Linked DNA regions of Homo sapiens: region 2 is linked to region 1. A link is a loop called in an ENCODE intact Hi-C map of the cell type or tissue named here. Cell type or tissue: A673. All regions are shown on one strand. Links, peaks and the distances in the headings refer to the core of each region. The heading gives the core; the rest is flanking DNA. Region 1 has its middle 130 kb from the start of LINC00353. Region 2 has its middle 20 kb from the start of LINC01040.

Region 1 (11,592 bases), core at 1,114-9,113:
CACCACGCCTGGCCAAAATTTAATTTAAGCATAAAAAATAAATCTACCTATATTAAATTGTACAGTTTTGATTGCAACTTCAGCCACCTTTTTAATTATTTTTTACAGGTAGCATGTGTTTTTTTTTTTTTTTTTTTTTTTTTTTTTTTTTTTTTGAGACAGAGTCTCGCTCTGTCGCCCAGGCTGGAGTGCAGTGGCGCAATCTCGGCTCACTGCAAGCTCCGCCTCCCGGGTTCACGCCATTCTCCCGCCTCAGCCTCCGGAGCAGCTGGGACTACAGGCGCCCGCCACTGCACCCAGCTACTATTTTTAGTAGAGACGGGGTTTCACCATGGTCTCGATCTCCTGACTTCATGATCCACCCGCTTCGGCCTCCCAAAGTGCTGGGATTACAGGCGTGAGCCACTGCGCCCGGCCTGCAGGTAGCATTTCACTAGCAGTAATAAAGCCCAGAAATATCCTCATGTAGATGGTACAAGCTTTCTCATTATTCGAATTCTGCCGGTCATCTACTCCTTGTTCCTTATATTTTCCCACATCCATCTGTGTAGAATTTTGCTTTCCTGTGAAATTTCTGAATTCTCTGACTTCTCACCAGGAAATGATTAAAAGTTTATTTTCAGATATTCCTTACCAGACTACGTCTCTCCAAATAGGTTATGCTTTGTAAATTTCTCTTAATAGTGGTATATATATTCTAAAAGTTATTTATTTGTTGTTCCCTAGAACAAATAATGTATGTATTATTTGTTCTAGATCTGTGGTCTCTGATGTACTATGTGATCTATGCTCTTGTGTTCTCTCTTTTGTTGTCAATATTTTTCAGGTTAGCCTTTTCTTCCTGGAAGCCAAGGCTAAAAACAAATCCCCTATTTTGTAGTACCATGATCATATTAAACTCCTACCACAAAGATCCAAAGTGATGTTATCTTCCAGTATTAAAATATAAAAATGTGTAGCACTTACATAGACCAGATGCATGTAGTTTTTACCACGTAGCAGACATAGATTTTTAATTTCTTCAGAAATAAAAACGTATGTAAGAAACCTGCACGTTGTGCACATGTACACTAGAACTTAAAGTTTAATTTAAAAAAAGAAATAAAAGCTAGTATCTTTCATAATCACCAGATATTGTAAAGTGACTTGCGTGAAGTTATGCAGCCAGTACTGGAAGAACTAGAATTTAAACCAGGGCAGACTGTCTCAAGTATCTATTCTTAGCTATAAAGCTAAGAGGGTTTTTTTTTGTTGTTTTTTTTTTGAGACGGAGTCTTGTTCTGTCGCCCAGGCTGGAGTGCAGTGGCACGATCTCAGCTCACTGCAAGCTCTGCCTCCCGGGTTCACGCCATTCTCCTGCCTCAGCCTCCCAAGTAGTTGGGACTACAGGCGCCCGCCACCACGCCTGGCTGATTTTTTTTTTTTTTTTTTTTTGTATTTACACTAGAGGCGGGGTTTCACCATGTTAGCCAGGATGATCTCAATCTCCTGACCTCGTGATCCGCCCACCTCCGCCTCCCAAAGTGCTGGGATAACAGGCGTGAGCCACCGCGCCCGGCCAAGAGTCATTTATTTGAATAGTGATAAATTCAGAAGTTTAATTTCAAGGTCAGACCAAATTTCTTTAGTACTTCTATTAAAATGGCATCCAAGAAAATAAATATTGAAATTTGAAAACAAAACATCTCTATCACTACCAAATTTTTCCCATTATGCCACCAACCAAAGCACCCCCTACCAACATATTTCTGACTATTTTCTACAAAATTGTTCCCCTGATTATCCCTTGTGGTGCTATCTTAGAAAAGCAGGTATCTTCTTAATATGAAGTAGAATAATATAGTGGATAGACTTTGGCAACTGACACATGATTGGGGTCCAAAATAGAGCCTGAATTTCCTTCAGGACCTTGAACAAATAAGAGCATTTACTGAGGTTTTGTTTCCCGCATTGAAAATTTGAGACGATAATATGTCTGTTACATGGTTGTTGTGAGCTTTAAAGGTACTGTTATTTTTATGGTACAGCATAACCATGAAATAAGTATTATTTAATTCTCTTCTTTACAAACTTTATCACGGAGTGTTCTTTAATATCTGACACCTGTTCCAATTTCACACATCACTGATCTTTGGTGGATAAAATGGGAGACCACAGTATATATTTATTAAACTACCACAGTGAAGATTAAATTAAAGGCCAGATTCTTTATTCTAGTGATTTCCAAAGTAAAGTTTCTGTAAAGCACACAACGTTTTTTGACAAGAGAAACCTCCTCTTTCATTTTCTATTTTTTAATTATTAAATTATTTTTGTTAGAAAGACCAATAATATTCAATATTTGATATTAAATTAATGAAACTAACTTATTTTTCAATAAAGCAAACATGCTTTTTCGAGTAAAATATACAACTAAAGCAAAGATTAGGCTTTATAATTTTCTTTGTATTATTCTCTTACACAACTGTTTCATCCTCTTCAAGTAAACAGTTTAGAAGTAATCTCGAAATGTCCTTCAGGACAAAAATATTTATCTTCTTTTTAGCCTCAGCGTTATGTATTAAAATTAAACTATCTACATAGGCCAAGTTAATTGAATGGATTTTAATATCAAGCAATTAAAAATGAAAATAATGTGGCCAGGAGCAGTGGTTCACGCCAGTAATCCCAGCATTTTGGGAGGCCGAGGCAGGTGGATCATGAGGTCAGGAGTTCGAGACCAGCCTGGCCAAGATGGTGAAATGCCATCTCTACTAAAAATACAAAAATCAGCCAAGTGTGGTGGCAGGTGCCTGTAATCCCAGCTACATGGGAGGCTGATGCAGGAGAATCGCTTGAACCCGGGAGGCGGAGGTTACAGTGAGCTGAGATCACGCCACTGCACTCTAGCCTGGGCGACAGAGCAAGACTCCATCTCAAAAAAAAAAAAAAAAAAAGAATGCAATGATTGTTAATCTATTCTGATTTTAGAAGAGAAAGTTAAATTGGAGCTCTCCACAAGATGAGTTCTAGGATGTTACAGAATATTGGAAAATCTAGAGAATTAGATAATCATATCCCCATCTGTTTCTCTTCTCCAAAGAACCCACAAACTTAATGTATCATCAGTGTCACACAGAATTATAAACAAAAACCTATGATGACCTCTATAGATATATAGATACTGAAAAAGTATTTGATAAAATTCCTCATACCTTCATGACAAAAACCTTCAAAAAACTAGACATCCAAGAAACACACCCAAAATAATTAAATGCATATACAACAAACCCACAACAAACATTATCCTGAACAGGGAAAACTTGAAAGCATTCCCCTTAAACCTAGAGCAAGACAAGGATGCCCAACCCTCACTTCTATACAGCATAGTATACAAAGACCTAACAAGAGCAATCAGGCAAGAGAAAAAAATAAAAGGCAGCCAAATAGGAAAAGCGGAAGTCAATTGTCTATAATCACTGATGGTATCATCTTAGACCTAGAAAACCGTAAAGACTCCTCCAAAAGATATCTATGTTTGATAAATATCATATTTATCATATTATTATTATCAAACATATTATCTATGTTTGATAAATGACGTAAACATAAGACCTGAAAATATAGAAAAATTTATTCTGAACACTGGCCTAGGCAAATAATTTATGACTATGTCTTCAAAGGCAAACACAATAAATAAAATTAGACAAAAGGGATTTAAGTAAAAATAGTCTACACAGAAAAAGAAAGAATCATCAGAGTAAACAGACAATCTACAGAACGGGAGAAAATATTTATAAACTATGCATCCAACAAAGGGCTAATATCCAGAATCTACAAGAAAATGAAACAACTCAACAAGTTAAAAAAAAAAAAAAATCCCTGCTACTACTACTCAGTAACCCTTAATATTACTCAGCCATTTTTTGAAAAATGAAATCATGTCTTTTGCAGCAACATGCTTGGAAACTGGAGGCCGTTATCCTAAGGGAAATTACTCAGAAACCAAAAGTCAAATAACGTATGGTCTCACTTATAAGCAGGAGCTAAACAATGGGTACAAATGGACATAAGAGGGGAATAATAGACATTGGAAACTCCAAATGGTGGGAAGCCGGGAGGGTAGGAACTGATAAAAAAAAAATTACTTTTTGGATACAGTGTACACTGTTTGGATCATGGGTGCACCAAAGGCCCAGATTTCACCATTACATATATCCATGTAACAAAACTACACTTGTTACCCCTAAATCTATAAAAATAAAAAAAATTTCAGCTGAGATTGGGCAGAAAGAATGGCCAATTAAGTCAACTGAGTCCCATTAGACTAGTTTCTGAAAATCAGAAGATTAAATTTTTGACAGGTCACAGAATAGTAGCTTTACTATGTCAGGGATACTGTTCTTAGTCCTGAGAACTGAAATCCTTTATAATATAAGAACTAGTGTATCTCCTGAAAGGGTGAGCTGGACGTTCACAAACTGGGCATCCATGTGTTAGTGCCAACTTTGAGTCAACTAATGGCATGACAGCTCATTCCAGCAGCCAACTGCTCTGCTGCTGTTACTAGGTAATAGATAAAGGCAATTAGCACCAAATGCTCTTTTTCATTCTTGGCCATCGTGGTTGGGAAGGAGGGAATGCATACATGTCTCTCAAAGATTTGAGAAAGTTTCTTTCAGTCTATTAGACTATTGATGAGTGGGAAGAGCACTCAGTTTCTTGTGCCATTTTATAATATCGGGCTTCCATTTTGGGCCTTTGATTGTATGGAAAATTTGCAATAATTCCACTTGATTTCCATGTTAAAATGCCCAAATCTCCACAACTTATTGAGCCACTGAATCCATCCTTGCTGATGGATAGCTCTCTTGTACAATTCTCAAAAAAAAGTCAAATCATTTTGTAGCCCAATCCCCTGCAAAAAAATTATGAATCTCATAATAATAATATTATACATTATATGTTCAATATTATATTTCCCATTATGAATATTGCATAGCATATATTACTCATTGTATGTAATATGTTATATATTTATATTATAAATATTATATATTATATATTCATACATGGAATATATACAACATAAGATATACTATTTAGTATATACAACATATATCATACTACCAATAGTTGCTACATATTACCAATATCATATCACATATGCCAGGCACTGGTATAAGCATTTTAATTCATTTAATTCCTGCAATATTCTTATGAGTTAGGAATCATTTTCCAAATCTTACAGATGAAGATTGAAGCTAGTTATGTAAATCATATCATCCTCTTTGCCTATTTTAAAGAAAGCTTACAGTTAAAATTCGAAGGTTGGCCATATCCAAAATATATAATTAAGTTACCTGTGACTCTCTCTGGCAGAAACAACCACTACCAAGATGCCAGTGTGCTTGGGTGCAACTGGGTATGGTGTTTAGCTTTCAGTTATACCCATGCACCTTAATTTTCTGCCACTTGGAGGCACTCGTGTACCATAGGAGAGAATTTTCCAGCTTTAAACTTGGCTTCTCAAAGGTTACCGCTGAAGTATAAACTACAACCTCTAACGTCTGCCCAGATCTTGCAAATCAGAATCAGTAATACTGGTAATCAGAACCTGGTGTTACTGAATTGGTGTTGCCCTTTTAGCTAGGTCATCAAGACTGGTCCAATCAAAGCATCTCACTTTCTTCAGATTAAAGGAATCCCTGCCATCTTAACCTTCCAGATGGGTGGTAGCCAGGCATCTGGAAGGAGAGCCTTAGGATATGGACCTGGCTTCAGACTGCAGAGCCTGGAGCCCAGGATGACCCTGTCTACTAGGATGAAGGAAAGAAGACTGAAAAACCAAACAATGCATCAGTTGAAAGAGTCTGTGCTTCAATGCAGAATACAAAAGAGATCTGAAACCATACACCTTCAAGGAGTTTGCAGGCCAGTAGAGAATAAAAACTGGTGAGCATGCTTTAAGGACTAAATCTGCAGAACTTTTTTCTTCAGGTCTTCCTGGCTACAAAAGGGGAGGGTACAGTTAAAGGAGCTAGTCTATCTGAAACTGAATTAGAACTATGATTAAGAATTGGTAAAGTGATTCAAGTTTTTGGCATTATTTACAGAACTACTTGTACGTATAATAGTTAAAATCAATTTTAATATGATATTCTTTAAATGGAATCATTTTTAGAATCATGTATAATTAAAATTTTATATTACACCGAGATACACTTGTTTTTTAGCAAGACATTTTCTTATTAAAATTAATGTGAAGCTCCAATGCCAAACACTAGAATAAGACTATTCTATTCCTTGCCTTGAGACCACCTGCCTGTGTGAACTTGAGTAGCCCAATTTTTCCCTTTGAACATTGTTGTGTTTTTCAAAAATATCTGATCAATGTACATAATGATCTCTAAAATCCTTGTAGCTTTAAATTCTGGGGTTTCTTAAAAAAAAGGAACCCCCTCCAAAATGCTTTTCTTAAACCACAGTAAGATTTGATTCCCTCTAAATGAAATACAAAAAGAGTATTGTTCTTAAATGTTTGATATAGTGATTTCTCTTAATTGTTTTTCCTCCTGCTGTAAGAACATGACTTAACAACTGTGATGTTTGATGAAAACTGAAGATTTTTTTTAAGTCAAAAATAAATAAATTGGAGTGCTTACTCAGAACTGCAACAGCTGTGTTTTGATGTTTACAATCACAGATGTTAGATGTTTCCAGATGGAAACACGGTTGTCAGTCTTCAATTTCCTTGAGAAAGAACTATATAATGATGGTAGTTAAAAACCAGTTTCATAGATTTTCTGTGATGCTAGTCATGAAATTCTATAGTTTGCTTGAAATATATATCTAACATAGCTTTCATTTTATTGTGCATATTTATTTCAACCATTAAAAACAATCTGTTTATTTAATTTTATTCCACATAAAATACCAACAAGGTTGTTCACAATAGTGTTTCAATTAAGGTTCCATTTTTTAAATCTTGAATATTATCTAGCTAGGTTATGGTTATGAATTATTAAAATACTTGCAAATAGAATTGTGACAATTGAGAATTTAAAAAAAGTATGTTTTTGAGTGTACCAAGCTCTGGCTAGAATGCTTTTATAAATAATAATCATATGTAATATCTGTTGTTCTTTTACTCTGTGACCATCGAGTTAAATATATATAATTCTACTTCATGTGTAAACGTTGCAATGATTTTATGAAGAAGGTACTATTATTTTATTATCCACATTTCACAAGTGAATTTGAGGTATAGAGAGGCAAAAATAACTTGCTAAACTTCATACAGCAAAACAAATGAGGTAGTCAAGATTCAAACCCAGAAATTCTTACACCGCAGCCCCAGTTTTCAATCAACATACTCTTCAATCTCCAACCATGCCATGTTTTTGCCACATGTAATCTTATTTTATAATAATCACAACCATATGAGGCAAATAATAATATTCTAATTTTTTTAAAGCAGGAACTAAAAGATTGAGATGACAATCGAGTTAAGATCAACAAAGAGTACTTCAACACTCCAACCCCGGAAGTGCTAGACATGCTCCCCAAGGACTTTAAGCCTGTGTATGGCGGAACCCCTCGGGCCCAAATCACTTCCTGTTACCACAGGAACAAGTAAACCTCCTCCCTGATACTAAGACACTGGCCAGGCGTGCTTATCTTTCCCTGACCTACTCTTATAAACCAAATTGTCAATTAAATATTAAGGTAAAATAAAGATGTTTTACACATAAAAGCTCTCAAAACATACTTATTGTGTACTCTTTTTCAGGAACCTATTGGCAGCTATGCATCAGTAAAGTGAAGAAGCACCTCAGGAAAAGGGAGCATAAGGGAAAATAAGGAGACATAAAGAAAAATGGAAAACATGAAAGAAAGAGATTGAGAGTTGTAACAATGAAAAAGGAAGATTGCACAGTGAGGCCTGAATAGAATGTGTAGGAGACAGCTACCTAGAATGGAGCATGACAGAAATCTTCACGGGACATTCCTCCAAGATCAGGAAATTTCTCAAATGCTTCAAGTGCCCGGAAATAAGAAGTTGAAAACGAAAGTTTGCTGGGAGTTCCATTGGTAAAATGTACATATTGAAAACAGTTAAAAAAATGAGACAGAGAAAAAGAGAGAGAATCAAACACACGTAACATGACAATATTTAATGCTTTTTTAAAAGGTAGAAAATTGAGTCACAGTAATTACATGCTTATCTGTATGTAACATTTACCAAATTATAATAATAAGTGCAAAATATCTAATCATATTTATAATATTACTGTATTGGAAGGATAAAAGGACAGATAAATTAACTTTGTATCTGGTGGACAGCAAAAAACAGACATCTATTATCTTCCAAAGTAGCAAGTCAATGCATATATAATGTCAAAATTCAAAAAGTAAAAAAGTAACAATGCAAGCTGTTATTTTGAGAAAATGCCAAAATATTCAGCCGAAAAGCTATAAAGGTACTATGTCAATGAAAGGGAAATGGGAGATTGTCTATTTTTTTAAATAAATTTTGGAGAATAACTTTATTTTTTAAACTCTTGAGATAATTCACTGCGATAGAACTCAAACAAAAACAAAAGATAATAAATTGTTGTCTGCATGCTGTAATTACAGCTTTCTTTTATAATGTTTGAGAAAGAAAAATAAAACTTTTGATAGGTTTCAACTTATACCTTTTAATATTTTTCTTAACTTTTAATTTTTGTGGATATAAAGTAGTTGTACATGTTTAATTGGTACATGAGATATTTTGACACCGACATGCAAAGCGTAATAATCACATTACGGAAAATGGGGTATCCATCCCCTCAAGCATTTATCCTTTGTGTAAAAAATAATCCAATTTTACTCCTTCAGTTATTTTAAAATGTACAATTAAATTATTTTCACTATAGTCATCTTGTTGTGCTATTAAATACTAAGCATTGTTCATTTTTTCTATTTTTTGTACCCATTCACTATCCCCACCACCCCAACAACCCCCCAACTACCTTCCCCAGCCTCTGGTAACTGTATTTCTACTCTCCACCACCTTAACATAATGACCTATTCACTTAACATATTGCCCTCCAGTTCCAATTATGTTGTTGCAAATGGCAGGATTTCACTCTTTCATATGGCTGAATACCCTATTCTGTGATATTACTATAAGGCTTGCAAATACTATCTTATAGCTCATTATTTTAAACTAATGACAACACTGCTTGCATACACAAATGAACAAACACACAGAAGTAAAACTAATAAAAACTATACACTTTAACTTCATCCTCTTGTTTTTATGACTTTTAGTTATTTCTCCTGTCTTATTGTACTGTGTCTTAAAAAGTTGTACTTATATTTTTTATTGGTTCATTATTTAGTCTTTCTACTTCAGACGAGAGTGGTTTACACACCACAATTACAGTCTTATAATATTCTATCTTATAATATTCTATGTTTTTCTGTGTACTTTCTGTTACCAGTAAGTTTTGTGCCTTCAGATGATTTCTTATTGGTCATTGATATCCTTTTTTTTTTTTTTTTTTTTCAGATTGAATAGTTCCTTTTAGCATTTCTTATAGGACAGATCTGGTGTTGATGAAATCCCTCAGCTTTTGTTTGTCTGTGAAAGTCTAAAGGAAAATATCCTTCAAGCATGAAATATCCTTCATTCTTGAAGCATATTTTTGCCAGATATACTATTCAAGAGTGATTTTTTTTTCTTCAGCATTTTAATATGTCATGCCACTTCTCCTGGTCTGTAAGTTTCCCATTGAAAAGTTTGTCGCCAGATGTATTGGAGTTCCACTGTGTGTTATTTGTTTGTTTTCTCTTGTTGCTTTTAGGATCCTTGACTTTTGAGAATTTTATTATTAGATGCCTTGAGGTAGTCTTCTTTGGGTTAAATCTGCGTGGTGTTCTATAACCTTCTTATACTTGAATGTATATCTTTATCTAGGTTTGGGGTGTTCTACCTCTTTTTCTCTACCTCCACTTTAAGGCCAATAACTTAGATATTCCTTTTTGAGGCTATTTTCTAGATTTTGTAGGCACGCTTCATTTTTTTTTTTTTTGTCGTCTCTGACTGTGTGTTTTCAAATAGCATCTCTTTGAGTTCACTAATTCTTTTCTCTGCTTGATCAATTCTGCTGTTGAGAGAGTCTCATGCATTCTTTGGTATGTCAATCACATTTTTCAGCTCTAGAATTTCTGCTTAATTCTTTTTAGTTACTTCAATCTATTTGTTAAAGTTACCTGATAGATTGTGAATCCCTTCTCTGTGTTATTTTGAATTTCTTTGCATTTCCTCAAAACAGCTATTTTGAATTCTCTCCCTGAAAGATCGCATATCTCTGCTTCTCGAGAATTGGTCCCCAGTGCCTTGTTCAGTTCTTTGGGAGAGGTCATGCTTTCCTGGATGATCTTGATGTTTGCAGGTGTTCATTGGTATCTGCGTATTTAAGAGTTAGGTATTTACTGTAGCCTTCACAGTCTGGGCTTATTTGTGCTCATCCTTCCTGCAAAGACTTTTCAGGTATTTGAAAGAACATAAGTCCCAAGCCCAATATTGTTTTGTTTATTTGTTTGTTTGTTTTTGAGATGGAGTCTCACTCTGTCGCCCAGGCTGGAGTGCAGTGGCACGATCTCGGCTCACTACAAGCTCCACCTCCCAGGTTCTCACCATTCTCCTGCCTCAGCCTCCTGAGTAACTGGGACTACAGGTGCCTGCCACCACACCCAGCTCATTTTTTGTATTTTTAGTAGAGACGGGGTTTCACCGTGTTAGCCAGGATGGTCTCGATCTCCTGACCTCGTTATCTGCCTGCCTCAGCCTCCCAAAGTGCTGGGATGTTGTGGTTTTTACAGACTTGGAGAGGTACCAACTTGATCATGGATAAGATCTGGAAGAATTCTCTGGATTACCAGGCAGTGACTCTTGTTCTTTTCCCTTACTTTCTCCCAAACAAATGGAGTCTCTCTCTCTCTCTATTGCTCTCTCTCTCTCTCTCTCTCTCTCTCTCTCTCTCTCTGTGTGTGTGTGTGTGTGTGTGTGTGTGTGTGCTGAGCCACCTGGAACTGGGGCTGGGGTGACACAAGCACCCTTGTGTTCATCACCACTAGGACTGTGCTGATTCAGACCTGAAGCCAGCACAACACTGTGTCTCACCCAAGGCCTTTTATAACCACTACCTGGCTACCTCCTATGCTCACTCAAGGTCCTAGGGCTCTGCAATCAGCAGGTGGTAAATCTATCTAGGTCCCTTCTTTCAGAACAGCAAGTCCTTTCAGGCCCTCATGGGTCCAGAGATGCTATTTGGGAGCCAGGATTTAAGTCAAAAACCTAACAAATTTGCCTGATGTTCTATTCTATTGAGGCTAAGCTGGTACTCATACCACAATACGAAGTCCTTCCTGCTCTTCCCTCCCCATTCCACAGGCAGAGGAGCCTCTCTTCATGGCCTCCTTCATCATTGGCCCACAGGGGTTTTCTGCCAGGCCACCTTTGATGTCCACTTAAAGCCCAAGCTCTCTTAAGTCAGTTTGTGCTGAAAGCCCCCTGGCCTGGGACTCGCCCTTCAGGGTAGAAGGCTCCCCTCTGGCCCA
Region 2 (11,592 bases), core at 1,671-9,670, 180 kb after region 1:
TAAAATTGAGCTGCAGACATAGAAGCAAGCTGGAAGCTTGCACGAGTGAATGCCAGCCAGCTGTGCCAATAGGAAAAGGCTACCTCAGGGCTAGGCACGTTCAACATGGCGGCTCCATCTTCCGTTTTCTTTGCCAACCACGTGTACAGTAAGGAGCTGACAACATGGTGCTGGCCAGGGAGAAAATTCATTTGCATAATAAAAGATTAGGGTTGGGTGGCCAAGCTTCTTTGCATGTGCTATGTAAAGTCACACTTGATCCAACCAATTTTTGGGCCCAATGTAAATCAGACACTGCCTCCTCAAGCCATTCTATAAAACCCGGTTCACTTCACCAAGGGACCAAAAGACCCGCTTGGGCGGCCCTCTGTCTGCATGAGGGAGAGCTATTCTCTTTTCTCATTCTTTTGCCTATTACACTTCTTTTCTAAAGCTCACCACCTGTGTGTCCTTGTCCTTGATTCCCTTGGCAAGAGATAACAGACCTCGGGTATTTACTGCCATAGACAACAACGCCTCTTCAGATATACTATATTACTAAGAAAAATCATTAAGAGAACACAAGCCCATTGATAATACTAATATTTGTGCAGTAATTAAAAATCTCAACTAAAAATATAACACATCCAAGGGTTAGGAACTGAGGACATCTGAATGCACATAGCTTAACAGTGAAGATTGAGAACTTTGGTCAGTTGTGTCAACATAAGTTAATTTTTTATTTCCAAGAAATTTCTGCCCAACATGATAAAACCATAAATCAATAAATAATTTTACTCATTGCTTCTGAAAATTTCTGCAAACCCATTTATTTGAGAAACAGTTTGCACATCTGGGTAACATGTCTTCTGCTCAAACAGCTCACTTATCAGACAAAATTTTACTTATGAACATGCTTTAAGATTGTCGCTCCTCTGTGTCCACCACTTCTAAACTATTACGACATGAATTTCGCTCAATCCCACTCAGTTTCCCACTTTGAAAGACTCGTTTATAAAATCAGAATCTCTGAAAATAAGACACTGAGAAGAATAGTTTTGTTTTATTTTATCTTTAATTAAAAGAATAATTGTATACATTTATGAGGTACAATGGTTTTGATATATGCATACATTATGGAACGACTAAATGAAGCTAATTAGCATATTCATCACTTCACATACTTTTTGTGTGTTTTGTGGACATTTAAAATCTAACCTGTTAGAAATTTGAAATATGCCTTACATTATTATTAACTATATTCATCATGCTATGCAATAGATACCCCAAACCTATTCCTCCTGTCTAATTGAAATGTATCCTTTGAGCAACACCTCCCCATTCCTTGTTCCTTCCTTCCCCTCCCATCCCCCAGTCTTTGCTAAGAACCATCCCATTCTCAACTTCTATGAGTTTGACATTTTTAGATTTCACATACAAGTGAGACCATGCAGTATCTTTCTGTGCCTACTTTACTTAGCTTAATGTCCTCCATGTTCATCTATGTTGCTGCAAATGACAGAATTCCATTTTTTAAAAAACCAGGCCGGGCATGGTGGCTCACGCCTGTAATCCCAGCACTTTGGGAGGCCGAGGTGGGTGGATCCTCTGAGGTCAGGAGTTTGAGACCATCCTGGTCAACATGGTGAAACCCTGTCTCTGTTAAAAATACAAAAAATAGCTGGGTGTGTTGGTGGGTGCCTGTAATCCCAGCTACTAGGGGGTGCTGAGGGAAGAGAATTGCTTGAACCCAGGAGGCCGAGGTTGCAGTGAGCCTAGATTGCACCACTGCACTCCAGCCTGGGTGACAGAGCTAGACTCCGTCTCAAGAAAAAAAAAAAAAACCAAAAAAAAAAAAAAAACAACAGCAATCCCACTTCTGACTATATATCCAAAAGGATTTGAAATCAGCTTGTCAAAGAGATATCTACAGTCCCATGTTTATTGCAGCATTATTCACAATAGCCAAGGTATGAATTGTATTCAGCCTTAAAAGAGAAGGAAATTATGTCATATGCAACAACATAGACGAAACTGGAGAACTTTAGTTTTTAAAGCTTATTTAATTTTATTGAATGCCACAACTAAAGATCTGCTAGAATTTTAAAGTCCATGGCTTCAATAAATTTATTTTTTAGGATAAACTAAAACTAGTAGAGTTCATGATGAGGAATTTATATTGAACATGATGTGGAACACTTGGGACACTTTCTATCATATTTTTAAATTAGCCTCAAATCTCAATTACCTTTATTTTACCTGGATGATAGTGGTTCCTTCTGCTATTAGTCAATACCTCCAAAAGATACCAGATACCATAGTAGCACTTGAAATAGCAATGTGTTTTCTCCTAATCTCCATTCTTTTACATCATGAGCTCTTTAAGAAAGGAAACTTGCCTAATCCATCATCTCCACTAACATCATGGTTGGCATATTACATGTATTTCATATTTGTTAAATGATTGAATGTGAATAAAACATTTTCGATTTATCTATAACCTAATGGCTATAATTTTTAGTTTTTTTATCTGTGTTTACCTTAGAAATTGATGCTACAGTGATTCACATGTATCAGTAAGAAGAAAATAATTATTCATTTTTTAGTATAAACAGGATTATTTTCATTTTATTACTTTGTAAAAGAGGTAGCCAAAAGAATTTCTAAAGATAGCTACATTTGCTTAAAGAGAGACTGCTTTAGATTATTATTTCATTTAAAAAGTCATCATTTATAAAGTCTTGCCCTCTTGAATAAGAAAGAGTCATTATTCAATGCAGCTTCTTTAAGAACATTCAATAATAAAATAAGATTATCAGATATGCTTAATTTCAGATTTTAAGGGATTATTTTAATGCTTAAGAGTAGTGATTCTCAAACAAGAAATAGTGAGTGTATTTCAGAATATCTGGGTTTGAAGTCTAGTATAATTTTTTTAAGAAAAGAACTCTGCCTTATTACTTTATTAATTAATAAAGTAAAGAACAGTGTTTGGCAAGTGGTAATCACTTTTAACTATCATAGCTATTATGGTTTTATAACAGTAAAAAAAACAAAACAAAACAAAAAAAAAAAAAACCCTTATTTTGACCAGGCATGGTGGCTCATTCCTGTAATCCTAGCACTTTGGGAGGCCAAGGAAGGCAGATCACTTGAGGTCAGGAGTTTGAAACCAGCCTGGTCAACATGGTGAAAAGCCGTGTCTACCAAAAAAAAAAAAAAAAAACCTAGCCAGACACGGTATTGGGTACCTATAATCCCAGTTACTTTGGAGGCTGAGGCAGGAGAATGGCTTGAACCCAGGAGGCAGAGGTTGCAGTGAGCCACAATCCCACCACTGCACTCCAGCCTGGTCTCCAAAAAAAGCAACAAAACAAAACAAAAACCTTTTTTCAAATAACAATAAAGGGTATATGAGATTTTTATGAGAGCGCTTTCTAAGCTAACTTTCTAAGCTAAGTTTTAAGTGGTTAAAGGATGTCTATATTGTCTGTATGTTGAGTTTATTTCCCATTATATTTTATTATAAAAGTAAATATGTGTTTCCTTCTAGAAATTCAGGAGAAAATAGAATACTTTCTTCTAGAATTCAGGAGAAAATAGAATATTTTCTTCCAGAATTCAGGAGAAAATAGAATATTTTCTTCCAGAATTCAGGAGAAAATAGAATATTTATATGATGAAATATCACATATATACTATGAGTAAGCCAGAAGGGAAATGAAAATCAAAGATTTATTCCTGACAAAATATTGTAAATATGTTTTAATGAAAGTAACACCATACTCTTCTAGAACAACAAAAAACCATATACGAAAATTAGATGCATTTGAAAGTGCTTTGCTTTCCCTACCTGCTGACTTGCAGCTATGCTAATGAGAAAAAGAGAAAAGGAACTATTTATCAAATGGTCTCATAGTAACTTAGATGTTTACTTCACTGCAAACTATTTATCAAAATGGTACTTTATATTTATGTGATGAACCTACACAATTAATATCTATTTTAACTGGACAGAGAGCTTTCTGAAGGGTCACCATTGTATTTTATCTTACCTGTTCTTTATTCTTAGTAGCTGCTTAATACATTTTGTGAAATTAATAAAACTTTGTAAAACTCAAGATATTTTAAGCAAAAGCTGTGAAATATAACATAATTATAATGTTACACTATTCCTCTTTCTTTTCCTCCCCTAGAAAGGGATCAACAATCAATCCTATGTGAGTCAGAAAATAAGCAATACAAAAGAGCAATTCAGGCAAAGGAGGCCAATACGCTTTTTATGTTTTACTTTGCGCTTTGTTTTTAAGATTAAGTCTTTTTTTTCTGGATTTTATTATACAAAGATACTGCTTTGAACATATATAACTTAGTAGATGGAGGAGATAATATCTGAGGCTTTTCCTTAATTTACACATGCAAACTAACCTAAATCCTTTTCCATCATTGTTTGGTGTTTGATGGCAAGTTTATAAATTTCTGTTGAAAATTTTGATTAGTAACTTTTTTTTCCCTTCCTTTCCTTCCCTCCCTCCTTCCCTCCTTCCCTCTCTTCCTCCCTCCCTCCCTCTTTTCCTTCCTTCCTTCCTTCCCTCCCTCCCTCCCTCCCTCTTTTCCTTCCTTCCTTCCTTCCTTCCTTCCTTCCTTCCTTCCTTCCCTCCCTCCCTCCCTCTTTTCCTTCCTTCCTTCCTTCCTTCCTTCCTTCCTTCCTTCCTTCCTTCCCTCCCTCCCTCCCTCCCTCCCTCCAGCACTGTCTTTTTTGGCATCCTCTTATCCCCCCTTGTCTCCCTGCCCGTCCTATTTGATCTGACTACAAGCCCTCACTATTAAGGGTTGGAGACAATTTGTCCAACCTTTGACTAGCAATTTTTATTTGTCAAGTTTTAAACAGTTGTAAGCTGTATCTTTGTTAGTTTTCACGGCCCCTTTTTCAAATTTTTCTCCTTCCTTGATATCTTTAAAAACACTATTTTTTCCCTTCTACTAGCTGCTTCAATAACTCAGTCACTTGGGTTAATTCATTTATATCTTCCATTTTAAAATTAATATTTATATTTTCTAAAACCGGTCTTCAGCCTTAATTATTCTTGTTCTCCTTTTAATAACTGTAAGATCTCAGTTATTTATATAAATATAACAACCTCCCTAGACTCTCCCTAGATCTCTAGACTAGACCTATAGAAATTAGAAGTTCCTTCCTGTCTTGCTTTTTATATGTGAGGATGATGATATCCATCTCCAATTGCAATTTAAATAATATAATGTTAACAATTTAATAAGAAAGTTAAAAATATTGAGAAAGTTTCTGGTAATCGACATGTTTGGCAAACACTCAATAATTTTTCTTGTTGATCATGATTGACTTTGTGAGAAAAAATTGGTACATGTATTAATTCATCATTGCTTTTGTAACGTTGGGCCATATGACATAGGATAATCTCTCCATATTAAGACCCTTAACTTAATCATACCTGCAAGTCCCTTTTGCCATGTAAAAGTAACATGTTCACTGCTTACAGAGATCAGCTGTGTGTACCTTTAGGGGCATTTTTTATTTAACCATGGGTATTCTTTGTTTCTGAAATACTAACATCTATCTCATATGCAAAATATCTTCTCTCCAAAGACCCCCAAATCTCAACTCATTACAGCATCAACTCAATTTCAGAAACTCATATAAATTCCATCAGCTAAAAAGTCCCCAAATCTCATTATCTAGATTGGCATGGATGAGAATCTGTGTGTGATCCATACTAGTCAAAATTCCTTGCCACGTGTACACTTAACAAACTAGAAAACAAGATATATGCACCTTCAATGTCATGCTGTGATAGGCATGGAATACTGCTATAGATTTTTTTTTCAGAAAGAAGAAAATGAAAGAAAAAATAAGTGACCATTTTCAAGCAAATTCAAAATTCAACTGGACATGTTCTGTTAGCCTTTAAGGCCAGGGAACAGTCACCTGTGGCCTTTGGCTCCACCCTTCTGGGTTCTCTTCTCTGCATTCTGAGCCCTAGGCTCCAGGCTATGATTCATTATTTATTTTACATGAAAGGTAGCACATGTTGGCAGCTGTGTAATTTTCATGGTCTATTTTTCTGCCAGTAGAATTTTGGGAGTCTGACAGCCTTCTATCATTAGCCCTTTCTCTGTCCCTTTTGGTCCAAGCTGGCAGCATCTTGACTGGTGACTGGTATTACATTTTCAAGTATCTTGTGAATCTCTCATGTATGCCTGGGGGTTCATTCTGTTAGAAAAGGGGCTTCTGCACAGGTCTTTCCTAAATAGCCCATGTCTATATATATATTTTTTCTCCTGAGATGCCTGAATGGATCCATAAACCACACACGTAATCTCTTCCAAGAGTCTCCCATGTGACTGCAAAATGTGACCTTTTGTTTCTTCTGAGATCCTAGAGAAAGTTTGTTCAGGCAAACTCTTGGCTTTCTACACTCTTCCCTGACAGTGAGTCTCCTAATTTTAGTTCTTTTGCAATCTGGATAGGCTGTCTCTAAAAGCAGGTTCAGGATACCTTTTTTTTTTTTTTTTTTTTTTTAACAGTTCTTCTCCCAACTTCTCTCTCTATACTTGCATTTAACTATAAACAGTAAGATAAAATCAGGTCTCACCTTCAGCACTGTGCTGGGAAATCTCCTCAGCTAAATATATAAGTCCATCTCTCACAAGTTATGCTTTCCAAACAACTATAGGACAAATATCAGCTGGGCTTTCTGACATGGTATAACAACAATCCACTTTCCTCACATTTCCCAGAACATGTTCCTCATTTCCTTCTCAGTCCACATCAACAGCGTCTTTAACAACATACTTCTAGGAGTCTATTTATGATAATGTAAGTACTCTATATGAAAAACAGGTTTCTCTACCATGCTCCTCACTGCCCCCTGGGAACTCACTAGCAGCACCCTTAATATCCACATCTCTACCAGCAGACTGTTTTTGATAATGATGTTTCTTTCTAAAATGATATATAAGTTTTTATTCCCATATTCGTCACTTACTTTTGAGCCCTCACTGGAGGTATTTGATATTCATATTTTCACCAGTAGTCTGAGAAAACCATACCAGGCTTTTGCTATGATGCTTCTTGAAATTCTTAAAGTCTTTTACTCATCACCCAATTCTAAAGCCACCTGTATATTTTAGATATTTGTTACAACAAAACCCTACTTCTGATGTCAAATCTGTATTAGCTTATTTTTGCTGCTATGCAAATTAACACAAGCTTAGTGGCTTTAAAAATCATGAATTTATTATTTTACCATTCTGGCAGTTAGAAGTCAAAAATCAGTTTGACTGAGAAAAATTCTAGTTATTAGCAGAGGCAGTTCATTCTAGAGACTCTGAAACTGGCAAAAATTATGACAGTGAGAAAAATCTGACATAGATGGAAATTAAGAAGTATCTGAGACAGGTCTCAATCTATTTAGAAGTTTAATTTGCCTAAGTTAAAGATTATGACCCATGACACAGCCCTAGGAGGTCTTGAGAAACATGTGTCCAAGGTGGTTGGGTTACAGCTCGATTTTATACATTTTAGGGAGACATAAGACATCCATCAATGCATGTGGGGTACATTAGTTCAGTATGGAAAGACAGAACTTTTTGAAGCGAGGGCTTCCAGGTCATAAGTAGATTCAAAGATTTTCTGATTGGAAATTGGATGAAAGAGTTACATTATTATCTAGAGATCTGGAATCAATAGAAAGTAGTATCTGTGTTAAGATAGGTGGTTGTGGAGACCAAGGTTCTTGTTATGTAGATGAAGCCTCACAGGTGGCCTTTACAGGCAACAGATCACAAATGTTTCAGACCTTTAAAAGGTGCTATGTCCTCATCTAATCTCTTGAGGATCAGAAAAAGTCCTAGAAAGAGTAAGGGATTTCTATACACAATGTAAATTTCTCCCACAAGAGATAGCTTTGCAGAGCCATTTCAAAATATTTCAAATAAATATATTTTGGGGTAAAATACTTTTATTTCTTTCAGGGCCTGTTATCCGTCATGTGATGTTAAACCAGAGTTAGGTTGGAATTTGGTATCATATTGCTACAAAGAGTCTGTTTTATAAGTCTTAAGATCTTTGTTTTAATGTTAATGCTGGTCAGTTTGTGCCTAAACTCCAACGGGAGGAGAGTGTAATGAGGCATGTCCAACCCCCCACCCCTTCCCTGTCATGGCCTGAACTAGTTTTTCAGGTTCCTTTGAATCCCCTTGGCTAAGAAGAAGGTTCATTTGGTCAGTTGTGGGGCTTACTTAGAATTTTACTTTTGGTTCACATAGGAAAATTATGACAGTGAAAGAAACTTGATGTAACCGACCCCATCTTGCTTTTAACCTCCAAGCTGCCTTTGTTCATTACTTTGCACAGGCCCAGGTAACAACAGGAGGAATTTAGTTTATAGTTTAACTATGAAATGAAAATGATAATAGCCCCTTCCCAAAACAAACCTCCTCCTGGGGACCAGACTGATTTTGTAAAACTAACAAATTGGCCACAAGATTAGAAACTATGGCTCAGGAGTCATGCATCCAGAGGCCACAAGATTTCTAACCTTTCCAATCACTCCTACGGATAATATTACTATTGTAAAATCTAAGATAGGTGTTTGAGATTTTTTTAATACCCTACATTCTGGTGGATCAGCTGGCACCACCCAGATAAGTAAAGTGGCTCCGCTCATTCTACAATCCCACTCAGGAAATAAGACCACAGAAAGAAAAACCTACTTTGACTCCTATGATTTCATCCCCCACCTGGCCAATCAGCCTTCCACACTCAGTAGCCCCCTGCCCACCAAATTATCCTTAAAAATCCCTAGTCTCCAAATTTTGGGGGAGACTGATTTGAGTTATAAAACTCTGCTTTTCTGTCTAGCTGGCTCTGCTTTTATTAAGCTCTTTCTCTATTGTGATAACACTGTTAGTAACTTGGCTCTATCTGTGCAGTGGGCAAGAAGAATCCATTGGGCAGTTACAACTCTAGGAGACAATCCATTTCCTTGTTTTGCCCATTTTTGAAGGCTGTCCTCATTCCTTCCTTCTGGCCATCAGACGGCCTTTTTTTCCCCCTCTCTTTCCTTCCATCATTCATTGTTTTCTTTCTCTGCCTCTTTCTCTGCTATCTCCTTATAAAGCCACTGTGATTACATGGAGCCACTTGGATAATCTGACTCATCTGCCTTTCCCAAGATCCTTAACTTAATTACATCTGCAAAGTCCCTTTGCCTTATAAGATGACATATTTACAGATTCTGGATATTAGGATTGTGATATTGTGGGAGTGAAGAATATGTTATTCAGTCTACCATATTATATTTCAAATGTGACGTATTCCTTAAGAGATATAATTGCATAAGTTATGAGCCACAGAACATGGCTTTTCGACTACATTCATTAGTTCCACTATAGAATTAAGAACTGACACTTCTCTTAAAAAAATATTTCTTAGGATTGCAACTGCAATGAAACAGTAGACAATTCTAGAGCCCAAGTAATCACAATATTAAATTAATGCTAAAAATTTTAGGTGAATTTGAAAAAAATGAACATGATTAACATAGATCATTTTAAATTATTGATATGTAAAATAGCATCACACCTTTCCTTTTGTGAAAATAGAAAGTTTAATCAAATGTTGTAGCTCATCTTTCAAGAGTCTCCAGTGTCATCACTGAAGAAGTGCGGGAGATTCAGTTCCACTGGAGAATTTTGAGAGCGCTAATATTATTCAGTATAAAGAATCCTTTTTTTCCTATGCTTTCTATTTGTGTTCTTTTTATTGTTTGGCTATTTTGTAAAAAATAAAAATAGAATGCAAAAAAATGCACTCATTTCTGATGGGAAACTATTTAGAACTCTAATTAATGCAGGATCTTTTTTTTTTTTTTTTTTTTTTTTTTTTTTTTTTTTGTGACAGAGTGAGACTCTGTCACCTAGGTTGGAGTGCAGTGGTGTGATCTCAGCTCACTGCAACCTCTGCCTCCTGAGTTCAAGCAATTCTCTTGATTCAGCCTCCCAAGTAGCTGGGATTACAGATGTGCACCACCACGCCCAGATAATTTTTTTTTGTATTTTAAGTAGAGATGGGGTTTCACCATGTTGACAAGGCTGGTCTTGAACTCCTGATTTCAGGTGATCCACCTGCCTTGGCTTCCCAAAGTACTGGGATTATGGTGTTAGCCACCTCACCTGGTCTAATTAATACAGGATTTGATGTGAGTATACCAAATACCCCCCATCATCTGTTAACAAATTAATGAAAACAAGACATGACCATTGAAAGGATTCCAAGCAATATAACAGAAGAATGCTGGAGGCATTTTAGTATTTTACATTAACTGTAACTTCAAAACACATCTTAAATGGAGACGTATTTAAGGTGGACTGAAATTCCCTTAAGGGATTAAAATGTGATAATAACCTGAAAATTTTTTAACAAAGTTATTAAAATTAAATAATTCAATCACTTAATTTAGTTAAATAATTTAATCATTTAATTTACTTAAATAATTTAATTATTTAAAATAATTAAAATAAACCATTACTACTTTTTCTAGTTATTTAAATAAATGCTTAAATAACTTATTTTATTTATTTATTTTTCCTGATTAGCAGTATGAGGTTTAAGGAAATCTTTTCTCACCTTGGCCAAAAATCATTGAATCCCAATACTGGTATTAGTCTAAAAATTGTATACTTGTGAATTTAATCTTATTTGAAAGTATTACCATTAGATTTGAAAGTATTATTAAAATGCCAAGGCAATGACATATTTTATATAATAAAATATTTGATAAGCTATGTGGTAATAATTTCACTAAAGTGGATGTGATATCTTTTCCTCATGTTGTTGTTGTCCTTTCCAGGAAAAAAATAATAGACTCCATAGATTTTATAAAATTGCTTATATAATTTAGGAAAAAGAAGATTCTCTCTACAAAATCAATATATTCAGACCAAGAATTCACTCTTAAATTCATACACACTATCAATCTTTAAATCTTGTTCATGTCACCTCCAAATTATAGCTCTGGGGGAATCGCTACCTTTCAGTTTTAACCATTTTAGAAAAGTCACAATCATTCTTGTTTAGGTGAATACATTGGGCTAGCTTCTCCGCTTTCTTCTCCACCCTCTCCACTGAGCAGATAGAGAAATCTTATTTAAAAATGAAATTATGCGATTTTTCAGCTTAAATTAACGGTTTTTCATTACACTTAGAAAGAAATTAAAACCTTTTCATAATGGTTACCTTTAGGTGTCAGCTTGACTGGGCCAAGGGATAACCATATGGATGGTAATACATTATTTCTGTGTGTGTCTGTGAGGGTATTTCTGGAAGAGATTAGCGTTTGAATAGGTGGAAAGAGCAAAGAGGATTATTTCCACCAATGTGAGTGCACTATCCAATCCACTGAGGCCCAAATAGGACAAAAAGTGAAGGAGAAGCAAATCCACCCTCTGCCTGAGCTGAAACATGCCTCTTCTCTCAGGCCTTTGGGTTCCAGTGAATTACACCACTGGCTTTTCTGGTTCTCCAGCTGGCAGAAGGCAGATTATGATTGTGGAACTCTCGGCCTCTTAATC

What was found. Hi-C counts contacts between places; a loop is a spot of excess contacts. Peaks named below come from ENCODE experiments on the same cell type or tissue, not always from the same donor. Only the 100,000 strongest peaks of a DNase experiment are listed, where the experiment ranks them.
Region 2: a loop joins it to region 1, with 8 times the contacts of the local background. A loop is called at or near these places in 2 of 110 quality-filtered maps.

What each region holds. Positions count from the first base shown.
Region 1 is chr13:89,689,712-89,701,303 of GRCh38, reverse strand. No RefSeq gene overlaps it. Among named protein-coding and RNA genes, the nearest start is that of LINC00353, 130 kb to the right of the region's middle. In A673, for the core only: a CTCF peak has its summit at 5,456 (motif pointing right); DNase peaks (open chromatin) are centred at 5,473 and 7,553.
Region 2 is chr13:89,515,073-89,526,664 of GRCh38, reverse strand. No RefSeq gene overlaps it. Among named protein-coding and RNA genes, the nearest start is that of LINC01040, 20 kb to the right of the region's middle. In A673, for the core only: no CTCF peak of the experiment used is centred there; a DNase peak (open chromatin) is centred at 4,776; H3K27ac peaks cover 1,576 bases.